Regions from separate parts of the Mus musculus genome. Here region 2 is linked to region 1. A link is a contact called in ENCODE Hi-C or POLR2A ChIA-PET data. All regions are on one chromosome and are shown on one strand. Each heading gives the region's core, a stretch centred on a gene start or an enhancer-like site at or near the end of the contact. The rest is flanking DNA. Distances are from core to core; before and after follow the strand shown. Region 1 holds the start of Ccdc85b (coiled-coil domain containing 85B). Region 2 holds the start of Sart1 (squamous cell carcinoma antigen recognized by T cells 1).

What was found. A loop is a pair of places that touch in the nucleus more often than their neighbours do. ChIA-PET counts read pairs that join two places held with the same protein, here RNA polymerase II (POLR2A).
Region 2: POLR2A ChIA-PET joins it to region 1 with 58 read pairs in Patski. The contact joins the promoter of Sart1 here to the promoter of Ccdc85b in region 1. A Hi-C loop is called at or near these places in 1 of 37 maps with a recorded cell type or tissue (T-helper 17 cell). POLR2A ChIA-PET finds 5 or more read pairs at or near these places in 3 of 5 experiments (Patski and embryonic stem cell).

What each region holds. Positions count from the first base shown.
Region 1 is chr19:5,452,554-5,459,819 of GRCm38, forward strand. Ccdc85b (coiled-coil domain containing 85B) reads right to left here and starts at 5,010. Exons shown (of 1, transcript NM_198616.4): 1 at 610-5,010. The coding sequence starts at 4,844. The coding sequence ends at 4,236. Fosl1 (fos-like antigen 1) reads left to right here. Exons shown (of 4, transcript NM_010235.2): 3 at 1,860-1,967; 4 at 2,339-3,385. The coding sequence ends at 2,755.
Region 2 is chr19:5,383,963-5,390,956 of GRCm38, forward strand. It overlaps Sart1 (squamous cell carcinoma antigen recognized by T cells 1), which reads right to left and starts at 4,741. Exons shown (of 20, transcript NM_016882.3): 1 at 4,353-4,741; 2 at 1,850-1,907; 3 at 1,501-1,556; 4 at 861-987; 5 at 656-761; 6 at 408-485; 7 at 202-301; 8 at 1-115. The coding sequence starts at 4,665. D330050I16Rik (RIKEN cDNA D330050I16 gene) reads left to right here and starts at 4,374. Exons shown (of 1, transcript NR_033224.1): 1 at 4,374-6,107. It overlaps Tsga10ip (testis specific 10 interacting protein), which reads right to left. Exons shown (of 8, transcript NM_001373978.1): 6 at 6,952-6,994; 7 at 6,647-6,765; 8 at 6,085-6,235. The coding sequence ends at 6,100.

The sequences.
Region 1 (7,266 bases), core at 3,760-6,259:
TGAGCCACCATGTGGTTGCTGGGATTTGAACTCAGGACCTTTGGAAGAGTAGTCAATGCTCTTACCCGCTGAGCCATCTCACCAGCCCCTTTTTTAATCTTTAAAAAAAAAAGGGGGGGGGCCTGGAGAGATGGCTCAGCCGTTAAGAGCACTGAATGCTTTTCCAGAGGTCCTGAGTTCAATTCCCAACAACCACATGGTAGCTCACAACCATCTGTAATGGGATCCAATGCCCTCTTCTGGTGTATCTGAAGACAGCAAGGGTCTACTCACATATGTTAAATAAATAAATAAAAATTTAAAAGCCAGGTGGTGTTGGTTCAGACAGCAGATCTCTGTTTAAGGCCAGCCTGGTCTGATCTACAAACCAAGTTCCAGGACAGCCAGGGCTACACAGAGAAACCCTCTAAAAAACCAATCTATGTAGGGGGTGCTGGTGAAATGGCTCCGTGGGTAAAGGTACTTGCTGCGAAATTAATGACCTGAGTTCAATCCTTGAAATCCACACAGTAGAAGGAGAGAACCAACCTCCAAGGGTGCTATGACACACACACACACACACACACACACACACACACACACACACACACACACACGACTATATATATGAATATATGACTCTAGCCAGGCATAGTGTGGCACATGCCTTTAATCACAGTACTTGGGAGGCAGAGGCAGGTGAAGTTTGAGGCCAGCCTACAGAGTGAATTCCATGACAGCTAGAACTATGAAGATGAACCCTGTCTTTAAAAACAACAGCAACATAAAGAATCTATGTAGGGAAGCTGGAAGGGATGCTGATACAGTCTGCAATCCTATTACTCTAGAGGTGGAAGCCAAAGAATCAGGGGTTTCAGGCCGGTCTTGCCTATACACTGAGCTAAAGGCCAGCCTGGGACACATGAGACTTTGTCTCTTTTAAAAAGACAAAACAAGGGGGTTGGTTAGATGGCTCAGTGGGTAAGAGCACCCAACTGCTCTTCTGCAGGTCCGAAGTTCAAATCCCAGCAACCACATGGTGGCTCACAACCATCTGTAACGAAATCTGAGTCCCTCTTCTGGAGTGTCTGAAAACAACTACAGTGTACTTACATATAATAAAAATAAATAAATCTTAAAAAAAAAAAAAAAAGACAAAACAAGCCAGATGAGGTCTGTGAGTTCCAGGCCAGCCTGGTCTATAAATCAAGTTCAAGGCCAGGCAGGGCTACTCAGAGATTCTGTCTAAAATACAAAGAAACAAAACTACAAAAAGCAGAAAAAGGAATCTACGAAAGGGCTGGTGAAGGGGTGTAACTCAGTGGTAGAGCATTTGCCGAGCTAGCATGTACCAAGCCATGGGTTTGATCCCTAGCACTAAGCAAAAGAAAAGTCCTACAAAGGGCTTTGTTGGCATAGTAGATTGATTCCCAGTAGCTTTTGGCACTCAAGAGCACCTTCTACAATTCACAGCTCCTGGGGGAAGAAATCCCATCTTCCACAGATGAGGAGGCTGAGAGTCCTGTGAAAAGAGATAATCATGTCTCATACACTCAGGAGAGAAGGCTACTTCTGCCTGAGAAATGAAAAGGCTTCCTGGGGTCCCAACATCTTAGTCCAGTCCTAAGATGCGGAAGGGAGGAAGATCAAAGTTTACAGAGAGGGAAAGCATTTCAGGAAAGAAACCAGCAGTAAAGCTAGGTGTGTGTGAGCTGGAAATGTCACCAATGAGATGACAAGCGTCCGGTACAGAGAAGCAACTGTGGAGTGTTGGGTGGTGGCACCTAGACTACAGACTGAAGGAAAGCTGGATGACCAGCTCAGGGCAGCTGGTGGCTCAGAGTCAGCCTCATTGTCTCCCTTCTTCTATCCCAACCTAGATCAGCCCAGAGGAGGAAGAGCGCCGCAGGGTGAGACGCGAGCGGAACAAGCTAGCAGCTGCTAAGTGCAGAAACCGAAGAAAGGAGCTGACAGACTTCCTGCAGGCGGTGAGCATCATCCCCAGGCCCGGACCCACAGAGCCCCAAGAGGGGTCTCGGCTCCCAAGAACACAAAAGACCCAAAATTACTCCTCAGGACTCTGTCATCCTCCCTGCCTGTGGGGAAGTCCTGGAAAAAGGATAAGGGAAAGTGGCTTAAATATTGTTTGTCGGGCTTCGAGGCAGAGTCGAAGATGGTAGGCAGCAATTCTCCTAAGATGCCCCCGTCTGATGGGAGTCATGGCCATTTTCTCCCAGAGGCTCACGGGAGGGAGTTGCAGTCCAGACTTGTTGGGGATGACAGGCACAGTCCCTACTCCAGCCTGAGGCTTGGGGATCTTTAGCCTTCATTTTCCTATCTTTCTGCTAATCCTGTAAAGGAGACCGACAAATTGGAGGATGAGAAATCGGGGCTGCAGCGAGAGATTGAAGAGCTGCAGAAGCAGAAGGAACGCCTTGAGCTGGTGCTGGAAGCCCATCGCCCCATCTGCAAAATCCCAGAAGGAGACAAGAAGGACCCAGGTGGTTCTGGCAGCACCAGCGGTGCTAGCAGCCCACCAGCCCCCGGCCGCCCAGTGCCTTGCATCTCCCTTTCTCCAGGACCCGTACTTGAACCGGAAGCACTGCATACCCCCACGCTCATGACCACACCCTCTCTGACTCCTTTTACTCCGAGTCTGGTTTTCACCTATCCTAGCACACCAGAACCTTGCTCCTCCGCTCACCGAAAGAGTAGCAGCAGCAGTGGCGACCCCTCCTCCGACCCCCTGGGCTCTCCTACACTCCTGGCTTTGTGAGGCACCCAGCCACATCCCTTGCTGGTGCTACTCCAAGCCATCCCCTTTCTCCCATTGATCCAGCAGGCCTGGACCATACCCTTGCCCCAAACCAGCAGATCTTTTATCTCTTCCGACTAGAACAAACACATTATGCTTTGATGTAGAGCCAGCTTGGAGGGGATCCCCAAAGCTGCTCACTGTTTTTCTAGAGCTGGCCTATCATAATTTGCACAAAATTAGAGGAAAATATGTTCCCTCTGCCAGAGAACGCCTGGCAGCCCAGACTTTGTAGATCCCCAGGGGTCCTTTGACACCCTTACCCCTTGCAGACCACTTTCCCACACCACGTCACTTTCTTCATGTTATCCAGCCTACTCTACACCTAGACAGAAGGTGCCCTTTGACTAGCCTAGAACACTAACTCACACAGCATCAACAGCCAGCAGCACCGGACATCCTGCAGGCTCCTCCTGAATGGCACAACGCAGGAGGCGCCAGGGGCTTCTGTGAGGAGCGGAGCTGCACTCCCTAGCTCTGAGAAGCGCTTAGCTTCAGGGTATCCGAGCCTCCACCGCAAGGGCAGCTGCTATTTATTTTCCTAAAGAGACTATTTTTATACAAACCTTCCAAAATGGAATAAAAGGCTTGAAGCTCTAGTCTGGGTTGTCATGTTGGATCCAGAGGCTAAAGGAGACCATTTGGAACAGGAGTTCCAGGTTCCAGTCTCAGCATTGACCTTGAAGAAACTACCATATGTTTTTGGACTTCCATATTCTCACCTGAAGAATGGGGCGACCCTCTGCTCTTCCTTGTCTCCTATACTGAGAGACTAAGAATGCTCTGGAGTGCAAGCAAAGAAGATTATCAATTATTTTCCCCATGGGAACCCACACTGCTCCTGTCTTAAGGACTGGGGGGGGGGCAGGGAAGGCCGGTGGTATATCCTTCCACCATCCATGCAGGCGGTTCAGTGGGCTTTAGGCCCCCAACACCTGCTTCCTGTCCCATTGTTTTAGACAGGAAGGAGCCTGGAAGGGAGCTGGAGCCACTACAGCGGCCGGATTTCAGCCTGTCTTGGCGCCCATCGGGGGAGTTAGTGGTCTACCACCGTCTCAAATCCCACCCCAATCCCAGGTAATAGGGAGTCAGCCCTAGCTCTGCAGTTCCTCCGGATGAGAACTGCACTGCATCTCTGGGTTTACGCCCTCTTCCCAACCCCGGCGAGTTCTAGACACAAGCTGGCCAGGCTTCGGGCTCTGCTTCCTTCCCAGTTTATTAGTCCCCACCCAACCACACAGCAAGTCCCTCCACTTCAGCCTCCATTTCCCCTGCTGCTCTGCCAGCAAGAGCAAGGAGCCCTCCTCAGTGCCAGGGCTTTTCCAGTCCATTCCAGCGCCCTGGTGCTCAGCCGAAGCTACGACCAGGTCTGGAGGTCCACAGCATTCCCCGAGCTCAGGGAGCAATCCAGGCAGGCATTGGCGTGGAAAATGCGGCGCCCTCAGTCATCAGGGGAGCAGGCTAGGGGCAACTGATCCGGGCTGCCCACACTGCCAGTGCTGGAACTTCCATCGCCTAGGTCGCGGGGCCCGCACGGTGGCAGGGCGAGCTCGGGTGTGGGCCCAGCACCTGAGCCCACTGCGCCGCCGGGGCCACCGCGGGGGCCCCACTCTTCGCCCAGTGCTAAGCAAAGCTCCTTAAGGGCCAGATTTTCCCGCAGCAGCTCCTCCTGGCGGCCTTCCAGCTCCGCTAGCTTCTGCCAACAGCCACCCAGGTCCTCGCGCACCGCCCGGGATGCTTGGGTCCCAAAGAGCTGCCACTGGCGCGCCGCACGCCGTCCTCGTTGGCGCTCCGAGTCCAGAAAGCAGCAGAGGTCGCGCAGCTCCCGGTTCTCCGCCTGCAGGCGCCGGTTGAGCTGTTTGAGCTCACGGATCTCGCCCAGGTGACCCTGCAGCTGCCGATTCACCTCCTGCATCAGGCGGCCGCGCTGCACTAGCGCTGCCAGGCGCGCCGCCTCCTCCCGCCGCAGGCGCCGCACCAGCTCCTCCTTACCCAGCGCCGCCATCTCCTCGTCCGTCAGCTCCTCCAGGCCGCCTGCTTCGGCCTCCATAGTTGATCAGGCAGCTGCAGCATCGCCCGCCCACGGCCGAGGCTCTGGAGCCCCTCCTCGGGCCGGTTGCCTCTCAGGCTCCGACCCGGGCTCTGGCTCCGAGGACCGTAGGCAGTGGAAGAGGCAGCGTAGGCTGCAGCAGCTACCCTGGGGTGGGCACGAGGCAGGGCGCGCGCCGGGGCGGGGCCTCGTGATGTTGCCCAAGAACAGCCAATCCAGAAAGTCTCCCAGGAAGGGGCGGAGCCTAAGCCTGTAGCTCTCTTTTCTCGCCCACTCCGGACCTGGGTGTCACGACCCTCAAACAGTAGAGACCTTCTCTCTCCTTTCCTTCTATGGTCATCTCAGCGGGACTTGAAGGCGTTACAGGACTCCATGTTCCAAAATCCCTCGAGCACTTTTTGAGAAATGATATTCAGGTGTCTGCCTTTGACTCCTTCCCACTCCGCAACAGAAGCTAAACAGATGGCTTACCAGGCTCTTCTTCCTTTCCGAGAACTATGAAGCATCACTCCCTCGCAGCTACTCCGAATCTAGAGTCAAAGGTCCTGGCCCATTCCCAACCCTCCCTCCCTTCCTCCCAGGGACCGTTTCCTGCCTGCAGGATGGGCCATCCAAAGGATTTGTTTGTTTAATAAACCTTTGTTGTGTGAAAGGTCCGTGTAGAAATACGCTTAACAATAATCCTGTACTTGATCAAAAAGGTCAAAATCTGACAGAAGAAGCCAAGGCTACACAGAGAAACCCTGTCTTGCAGAGAGAGAGAGCGAGAGCGAGAGAGCGAGAGAGAGAGAGAGAGAGAGAGAGAGAATCTTTTGGGGAAGAGAGAGAGGGCAGGCACAGAAGCTCACGTTGAGCATATGGCTCAATGACAACGCACTTACCTAGCATGTGGAAGGCCCTGGTTTATTCTTGGACCATAAAAAAAGGATGTGATACAGAAGTAGTCTCTGAGATCCCCAAAATATTTCCCAAAGAGGAAATACCTGAGGGGCCATTAAAGATGCATAAGATGCCAGCAGGGAGTTCCAGGACAGATAGGACTATGTAGAGAGACCCTGTCATCAAAACACAAAATACAAGACTGCCAAGAGAGAAAGAGTATGTGAAAGAAGCAAGAAGTGTGGGAAGAGTCACTGCTGCCCTGGAGAGTCTAGCTCCTTTAGGATTAAGCGAGGCTAGTTCTGAGAGTCTGGTAAGCGTGGGTATATGGGAAGTGGTAAGATGAGGAGGCTTTGAAGAGCAGGGTATATTGGTGGCTCCTATCCTGCAATCCCAGTGCTTGAGAGGTTGAAGTTGGAAAGGGAAGTAGACTTCAATGGCGGATAGATGTCGAGTTCTTAAGGACCTGCAGTTCTGGGCTAGAGGCTTGACAAAGGCCAGGTAGAATTTTAAAGAGGGAAATAACATTTCAAAATGTTTTGAGACAGGGTATGTAATCCTGGAGAGCCTGAAAGTAGACCAGGTTGGCCTCCAATTCACGGAGATTCTCTGGCCTCTGTGTAGGAATTACAAGCATGAACCACCACAGTCAAGAAAATATACATTTTAAAAAGACTTTTCTGAAGCCAGTTGTGTTGGTATTTGCCAGTAATCCCAGCACTTGGAAGGGAGCTGCAGGAGCCTCAGGAATTCAAGGTCATCCTCCCCACAGCAAATTCAAGACCTGATCTGTAGGAGACTTTGTCCCCAACTCTGTCCCCGCCAAAGAAGTCTCCACGTGTGCTGTGTGGGGTGGATTCTGGTGGCAGAGTGCACTGTAGATGAATAACACTGTGTCAGTGAACAGAGAGCTGTGCAGAACTAGGCTGGCACTGAGTCAGTGGGGCGGGGAGTAAGCCGCAGAGAGAGGCACTCAGCAGGCACATCAACAGCTCTGAATGCCTGAAGAGAGAAATTTGGGAGATAGCCCAGGTTTCTAGAACGAGATGGGTGCTGAGGCTGCCACGGAGATAAGAGTACAGGGAAACAGACTGGAGCTGAGAGGGATCTGTCTAGAAACCCTAAAATGTGCTCCGCCTAGGGACCAGAAGTGGAGTGGGAGACCTGGTCTTATAAACCAGGACCTCCTCCAGGACCTCCTCCCCCTGTCTCTAGGTAGCAACCCGCAAGTGCACTGAGATGAACTGGCTTTTGTAGAACTCATTTTCCCCCATTTTTCGAGACAGGATTTCTCTGTGTAGCCCTGGCTGTCCTGAAACTCACTCTGTAGACCAGGCTAACCTCCAATTCAGATATCTGCCTGCCTTCCAAGTGCTGGGATTAAAGGTTATACAGGGTTAATTTTATTAGTAATTATAGCCAGTAAGCTATATTTATGTATTATACAACAGTGCATACATATGTAGAGATCAGGTGATAAGGACTAGGTATACTGGTGGTTCCTATCCTGTAATCTCAATGCTTGGGAGGTTGAAGATCAAAG
Region 2 (6,994 bases), core at 3,491-5,990, 69 kb before region 1:
TCCGCATAGGGCAGGTAGTCAGGCTTCTTTTTCCGAAGCTCCACGTTCTTGTCCGCCCGCTCCTTGTCCACCATGTTCACATTCACCAGCACGTCCTCCCCGTCCTGCAGTACCCCTGAGACGGCAGAGCAGAGCCAGCAGTCACCACCTGTCACAGCTCAACAGCGTCTAGACCCACACAGAGTAACCAGCCCAGCTCACCTTTGTCCTTGAGGGTGAGGACCACAGTCTCCCCTTCTCGAAAAGAATCGATGGCATGTTCCACAGTGAGGCCTTGCAGGTCCCGGGCACTGTACAGGTCCTACAGAGAGAGCTACCCAAGTCAGAAGCCAGAAGCCACTCAACTCTGGGATGCCCATAATTGAGATAGTGTCTACCAGATAAAGTCTCTGGAAGCTGGAACTCACCTGTCGCCTCTGCTCAAACTCCTCCTCCACTAAAGTGCTCACACCAAACTCTTGGTCCATCTCCTCTAGTAGCTTAGCCTGTGGCCAAAGAAAGCATGGACAGTGACCTCATCATCAGTGCCCCAAAACCCCCAGGATGCTCCCACTTGGCTACACAAAAGGACAAGTGGGCAGTGAACATGGAGAACCCACATGCCCCTGAGCACAGACCACCCTGGCAACTGCCCTACACTGCCAGGTGCTCTCACCCGCTTCTCTGCCAGGTCCTTCTCTTTCTGTAGCTGCCGGCTCCTCTCTATCCAGGCTGCAGTATCATCCAGCCAGGGGTCATCCTCCCCCAGTGTCTTTATTTTCCTGAGGAGGAAGACACTTAGGAGGGAACCCAGATGTGTTCTCCCAGCCCAACCCAGGAATTGGGAAGCAAGCCTCTGTCCTTGGCCAAGAAACCCTCACCCCAATTTTTGGTTCAGCAAGCGTTTTTCCTTGGCAGCTGCCAGCTTCTCCCGCAGTTCTTCCCGCTGTCGCAAGGCCATGGGGTTGATAACATCGGCTGCCACGGGCTCCTCCTTGGTGCCCGCCTCTGGAAGGGGGGCCCAGACGTGAGGCTATGCTTGCCCATGGCTGGTGGGGAGAGGAGGGAGCCACTCACCCTGCTCCTTCCAGCTGAGAGGGCCAGAAGGGGCCAGGAGAGGGGAAAGAATCCTTTCACCTCCCTGTTTCTACCTCATCCCCCCCACTTTTTTTATCACTCCACACAGTATGACAAGAATCCTCCCTCTATGCCGTACAGAGCTTCTCAGATCACGTGGGGGGATTCCCCCCATTTTCTGGCATGTATGTTTGTTTAAAAAACACAAATTAACACCACTCAGACAGATTACAGCAACTGTGCATATATATCCCTTAGTCTGTCTACAGTCGGGATGCAGGACCCAGAGAAAGCACCTCCCAGATTCCCACTGAAATATAAATGGGAGTCTTGGTCCTCTGACAAAATATACATAAATGTGCATAAGTGGTGCTGCCTCTGCCTGCTAAGACCCACTGTCTCCCTCAGAAGCCCACTCAGCCCTCTCCTCCGCCTTGCACTCACCTTTCTTAACAGCATTGACCTCCAAGGGCTTCAGCCCCAACTTTGCTCGGAGTTTACTGAAGACAAGAGATAGAAGTATTAGGGTCTGAGAAGTGGGGCTTCAAGTGCATTAGTGGATAGGCAGGAGGGGAGAACAAGGTGAGACCTGGCAGTCCTGAGGACACCAGGCACAGGCCCTCATCCACATCAGGGGATCCTCCTTCCTCCTGGTTCTTAGCGCTCCTCTGGTTGGCTACCTGACTCATCTGGCCCTTCCAACTGGCTCCACCCATGATGAAAAGCTTTCTGCAGGCTGCCCTAGGTGCACCCTGTCTCTGAGGAAAGCAGACTCTAAGGAGCTGGCACTTACTTGGTCTCCTCAATGCTGAGGGATGAGGCATCGCCAGAGCTGGCTTTGGAGCTGGCAGCTAGAACAATAAGGAGAACGGCTTAAGGGACCCATGAACCAGGACCAGGAAGCAACACTGCTGGTCCAGCCGCAAGGTCAAAGACAAGGGCCCCTCACCAGCACCTGGGTAAAGGACAGGAGCTTTTCCCGAGCTCCCTGACAGCTCCTACCCAGGCCCTGGGCTGGCAGGACTGCCTCTTCCAATACCTTCCCTTCTCACCCAACAGCCCAACTTTCTGCATCCCTCACTGTGGCACTCCATATTGTACCTTCAGCCTCCACTGTCCTTTCTGCTCTTGTTATGATAAAATTCTTTTTTTTTTTTTTTTTAATTTTTATTTTTTTTAAATTTATTTATTTTTATTATATGTAAGTACACTGTAGTTGTCTTCAGACACTCCAGAAGAGGGAGTCAGATCTCATTACGGATGGTTGTGAGCCACCATGTGGTTGCTGGGATTTGAACTTCAGACCTTCGGAAGAACAGTCGGGTGCTCTTACCCACTGAGCCATCTCACCAGCCCCGATAAAATTCTATCAAGAATCAAGAGCCGGGCAGTGGGCTGGGCACGCCTTTAATCCCAGCACTTGGGAGGCAGACGCAGGTGGACTTCTGAGTTCGAACCACCATGAAGCCCTGTTCAATTACTAACCAGAGTTAAGGCTCTGCCTTCAACTGCACAGCACTGCTCACCATTTCTGGCCCTTTCTGCCCACAGCAGTGTTCCACGCCCGATGTATACACGTGCCCTTCCCCCAGCCTTGAGCAGGCTACAGTAACGACCCAGACCCAGGTGGAGTCAACTTCCCACAGGAGCAGACTGCCCACTGAGCTCACTTTGCAGCTCAGTCCAGCAGAAACAAATCTGCGGGCTCTCCCTATATAAATGCAGGGCTGACTATTGAACTTTGAGCCGTGCAGAAACGTTTGTCTTGGCTTCATCCTTCTCTCGCACCCAGTCCTTTTCATTTCCAGCCCCCCTTTCAGGGTAACCCAGCTCATCCATGGCTGCTGAACAGGTACATGTACATAAACAAGAACATAAATAAGCAGGCATGCACCCTGGACCTGCTCTACCCATCCCACAAACAGAAGAGAACTTCAACAAACACCATACAGAGGAAGATGCATCAAATTTAGCTCCCCCAACCAGGCCCTACCAGGAGGGCATCTTCTCAAAAATCTCTGCCGTATTCAACCACTGCAGTCACTCTCTTCTTTAACCCAACAGTCCCTTTCTCTGCCTTGGCACCACTCCACTTTCTGTGGGAACTGTCAAGTCCCAAGTCTCCCTTTTTCCAACTAGCAGATTACTTTCAAGAAAATTTCTGATCTGGAGACTGGAGAGATGTCTCAGGGGATAAGAGCACTTGCTGTTCTTACAGAGGACCCAAATTTGGTTCTCAGAATCCATATGGCAACTCACAGCCATCTAATTCAGTTCCAGGGGATCCGATGCCTTCTTCTGACCTCTGCTGGCACGGGCACATGAGGGTAAAATACTCAAATGCATTAACATAAAAACAATCCTTTGTTTAAAAGATTAATGTCCTGTGGTGGATCACACTTCAGCAATGCTCTCTTTGCATAGATCCTATGGGCAGACTGTGGGTTCCTGCCACTGGCTACTATTTATGCTCCTCAACATGTTCCTCTGCCCACAACTGAACTACTGGAATTTAGCAGGTTCTATGCCTGACTCTCGTTCTCATTCCACATGTTCTAAGGCACTTCTTTGGTTTCCTGAATACACACCAGCCCAAAGTCACTCTATCTCACTTAAACTGTAAGGTTTCCCATATACACCAAACATAAAGTTCTCCCAAAACTGTGTCATTCTCCCCTGCCTCAAATCTGCTTCTCTTCTAAACTCAGTTCCAACAGATGACACCTCCATTCACCAGGCCAATCAGACCGAATTCCTATTCAATCTGTCCACTTCTCTCCGGCCCGCTGCATAGAGAAACATGCATACTATTAGCCCTCACCTGGTTGCTTGGACCTCCCTCCCGATCTCTTGATCTCTGGTCCTACGTTTGACAAGCTCTCAACCCACTGATCTTCATAAAATATCATGCAATTCAAGTCACTTGCTTACTCAAATCCTTGGCTCCCTACCATCCTCATAACAAAGCCCAAACTTCTCAACAGGGCTTACAGCGCTGGTTCAGACCCAAGCCTATCTTACTGCTTCATGTCTCCGCTATGAGCTATTGGTCGATTGTCTGTACACGCTCGTCCCACCTCATTCACCCACCCAATGCATTGCTGTGAAGTGCCAGGAAGACAGGGAAGGCAGGAAGACTCCTGTCTTCTTAAAGCTTAACGTGGAGACGTCAACGTTTAACCCCAAACACCCGGAGGACGTCTTTAACCCGAGAGGCAGATGGCCCTCGAGGTCCTCCCGTACCCTCCGTCCTGGGCATCCCAAGACCCTGCCCCGCCCCCGGGCCCCGCCCTCACCGGCCTCGTAGCCGTCATCGCGTTTCTCCCGCTTCACGCGCCGCTCCGAGGGCTCCGCTTGGCTTCGTTCGCGACCGTGCGCGCCGCTGCGGGCCTCGGCTTCCGCCCCACGCCGCCCGCTCCCGCGCTCACTCCCACGCTCCCGGCTCCGCTTCCGTCGTTCGCCGCCGCTGCTGCCGCCGCCGCTGCTCCGGTGCTTGTGTTTCTTATGCTCGCGATGCCGTGGCGGCTGCTCGGTCGTGCCCCCAGTCCCGGCCGCAGCCGTCGTCCCGGCCGCCTCCTTCTCGCCACGGTGCTTCTTTGACGACCCCATGATTATTGCGTCCGCCTGGAGCCGGGCCGCTACCCTAGCCCAGACGACGCGAAATGGGAACGCTTCCGGGTCGCGCGACCGCCCCGTTCCTGTTGCCGGAAACTAAGAGGGGCTGTTTCCGGGGCCTGCCTGGGAACCTCCAAAGGCTCACGGGAGGGACTGATTGAGGGTGCGCGGTCCCGCCTGCCAGCTACTGGTCTCTGCGCACGCGCACCTGTAGAGACTGCGCCGTCCACCCTCTCGCGCCATCTAAGATGGTAGTCGTAGAGCCGTAAGAACTTTAGCATGGTACTGGGTCATCATCTCCGGAGCTAGAAGTTTCCCCTGCCTCCTTCCCCTTCCACTCTGATCGCTTCGTGGTGCTCTGTGCCTCAAGTCTCTCTGTGGGCAGCCCCCTCTCCAGTGACTGTCCAAGCAAGCTCCCTAGTGCCGGGGCTCCATCCAGAGTTGGAAAATACTCTTTCTTTTAGCGAACGCTACCGTCATCCTATGTCCCCTAGACTGATGGATTGGACCGTTTTATTATTATTTTTTAGACAGGGGTTTTCTCTGTCCTGGAACTCACTCTGTAGACCAGGCTGGCCTCGAACTCAGAAATCCGCCTGCCTCTGCCTCCCAGGTGCTGGGATTAAAGGCGTGCGCCACCACCGCCCAGCTGGATTGGACCTTTTTAACTAGGCTTTGGAGTGCTCTTTGAATTTGTGCCTATAAACCTGGTGATACTGAGTGATGGTTTGTTTCTAGTTTTCTTTTTTTGTAAAGGTAGGTCTAGTACTTGTTACTTACCCCTGGCTGTCTTCAAACCCACCACAGTCCCTCTGTCAGCCTCTCGTGTGCATGGCCACTCCAGGCTTGAGTGCAAATTCGGCACATTTGTGCATGTATATGCTTTCCCTCCTTTTTTTGTTTTTCCCGTTCTGTCTAGCCTGTTAACTATGTAGCCCAGGCTGGGATTACATGCTTTTCTCGACTTTTCCTGGGTTTCTGTTTGTTTGATTGTTTGTTTAGTTTGGTTGCTTTGTTTTGGGTTGAGTAAAGGGTTAAGGGTTTAAGTTAAGGGTTCACACACTCCCATCTGATAGTCGTTGCTCCTCTCTGGACTTCCGGTGTAGCACCTCGCTGGTGTGGTTTGGTGTGGGGGATGGGCACCTTTGAAGGTCCACCCCGAGACTGAGCGCCTTCAGAGGCAGGGTCCTGTTCACTAAGATTTCTAGGTCCCCTGGCATGTTGGGGAAAGCATGGCAAAGTCTCAGCGGATTCCTTTCCGGTGCCCCACGCCTCAGTAGAGAGACGGCTTGTTGAGAATGAGGTGTAGCCTGGGTTTCCAGGGCGTGGGGGAAACAGCTCAACCTCTGCCACCCACTTCCGCTACCTATCTCCGACCCACAGCCAACTCCCCTCAGAAGTCTCACACTGTACTTGGCCATAAAGCGTTTAATTTTTCTCTCGGGGACTGTAGTCTGGGTCCAGGGTTGGGGAGGGGCGTCTTCCAGGCTGGCTGCTGGTTGGCTCTGTTTTGGGGGGGCTCTGAGAAGAGGGCTCCATTTCTGCTCTAAGTGATCGGTTGCTCCTTAAAGACACAGATGGAGACCAGTGGGCTCCACAGCACCCTCTTCCATGCCCAGTGCAGCCTTTTACCCTGTGATCTAAATCTAAGTCCTATACTTAGTTGCTGTGTAACCCTGAAAAGTGACACCCCCTCCTGCAGTCTCAGTTGTTTGGGGGTTGGTTTTACTGTGAAGTGAATCTTACAATCCCTTCTCTGTACCAGGTTCCTCACTCTAAGGTGTAAGGGACAGTCTGAAGGGTGACAGAGTGGCACCAGCTGCTTGGCTTATCTTGCTTAGAGTCCTAGACTAGCTTTACTGTGTATTTGTTCCTTTGTCCTCAAGTAAGGTCCTACTCTGGTCTCAGTGGAAGGTGGGGACAATAGCCCTGGGTGACATGGAGAACACTAGGCGGGTACCTTGTCCCCCCTCACCTGTGCTTCCGGGGGGTGCTCTCAGCATTGCCTGCCTCGGCCAGCAGCTGGTCCTCGTCTACCCCCAGTGCTGACAGCACCTGGGAGAAGCGCCGATTTGCAGTGAGTCTGGCGTTGGTCTGATGGGAGAAAAAAAAAAAAAGGTTCCTACCCTTCACCAAGGCTGCTTGGGGTCACCATGGAGCTCCGATTATTAAGAAGGGGGGACAGATAGGACCCTACTCCAACTTTGTTTCACTACACACTTGTCGAAGCAGCTCCGTTGGTGGTGATGGAGGTGGGCCTGCACAGCTGTTAGCCCTCACCTGCATGGCCTGCTGGAACAGGAAGGGCCGGGCCTGCACCCTA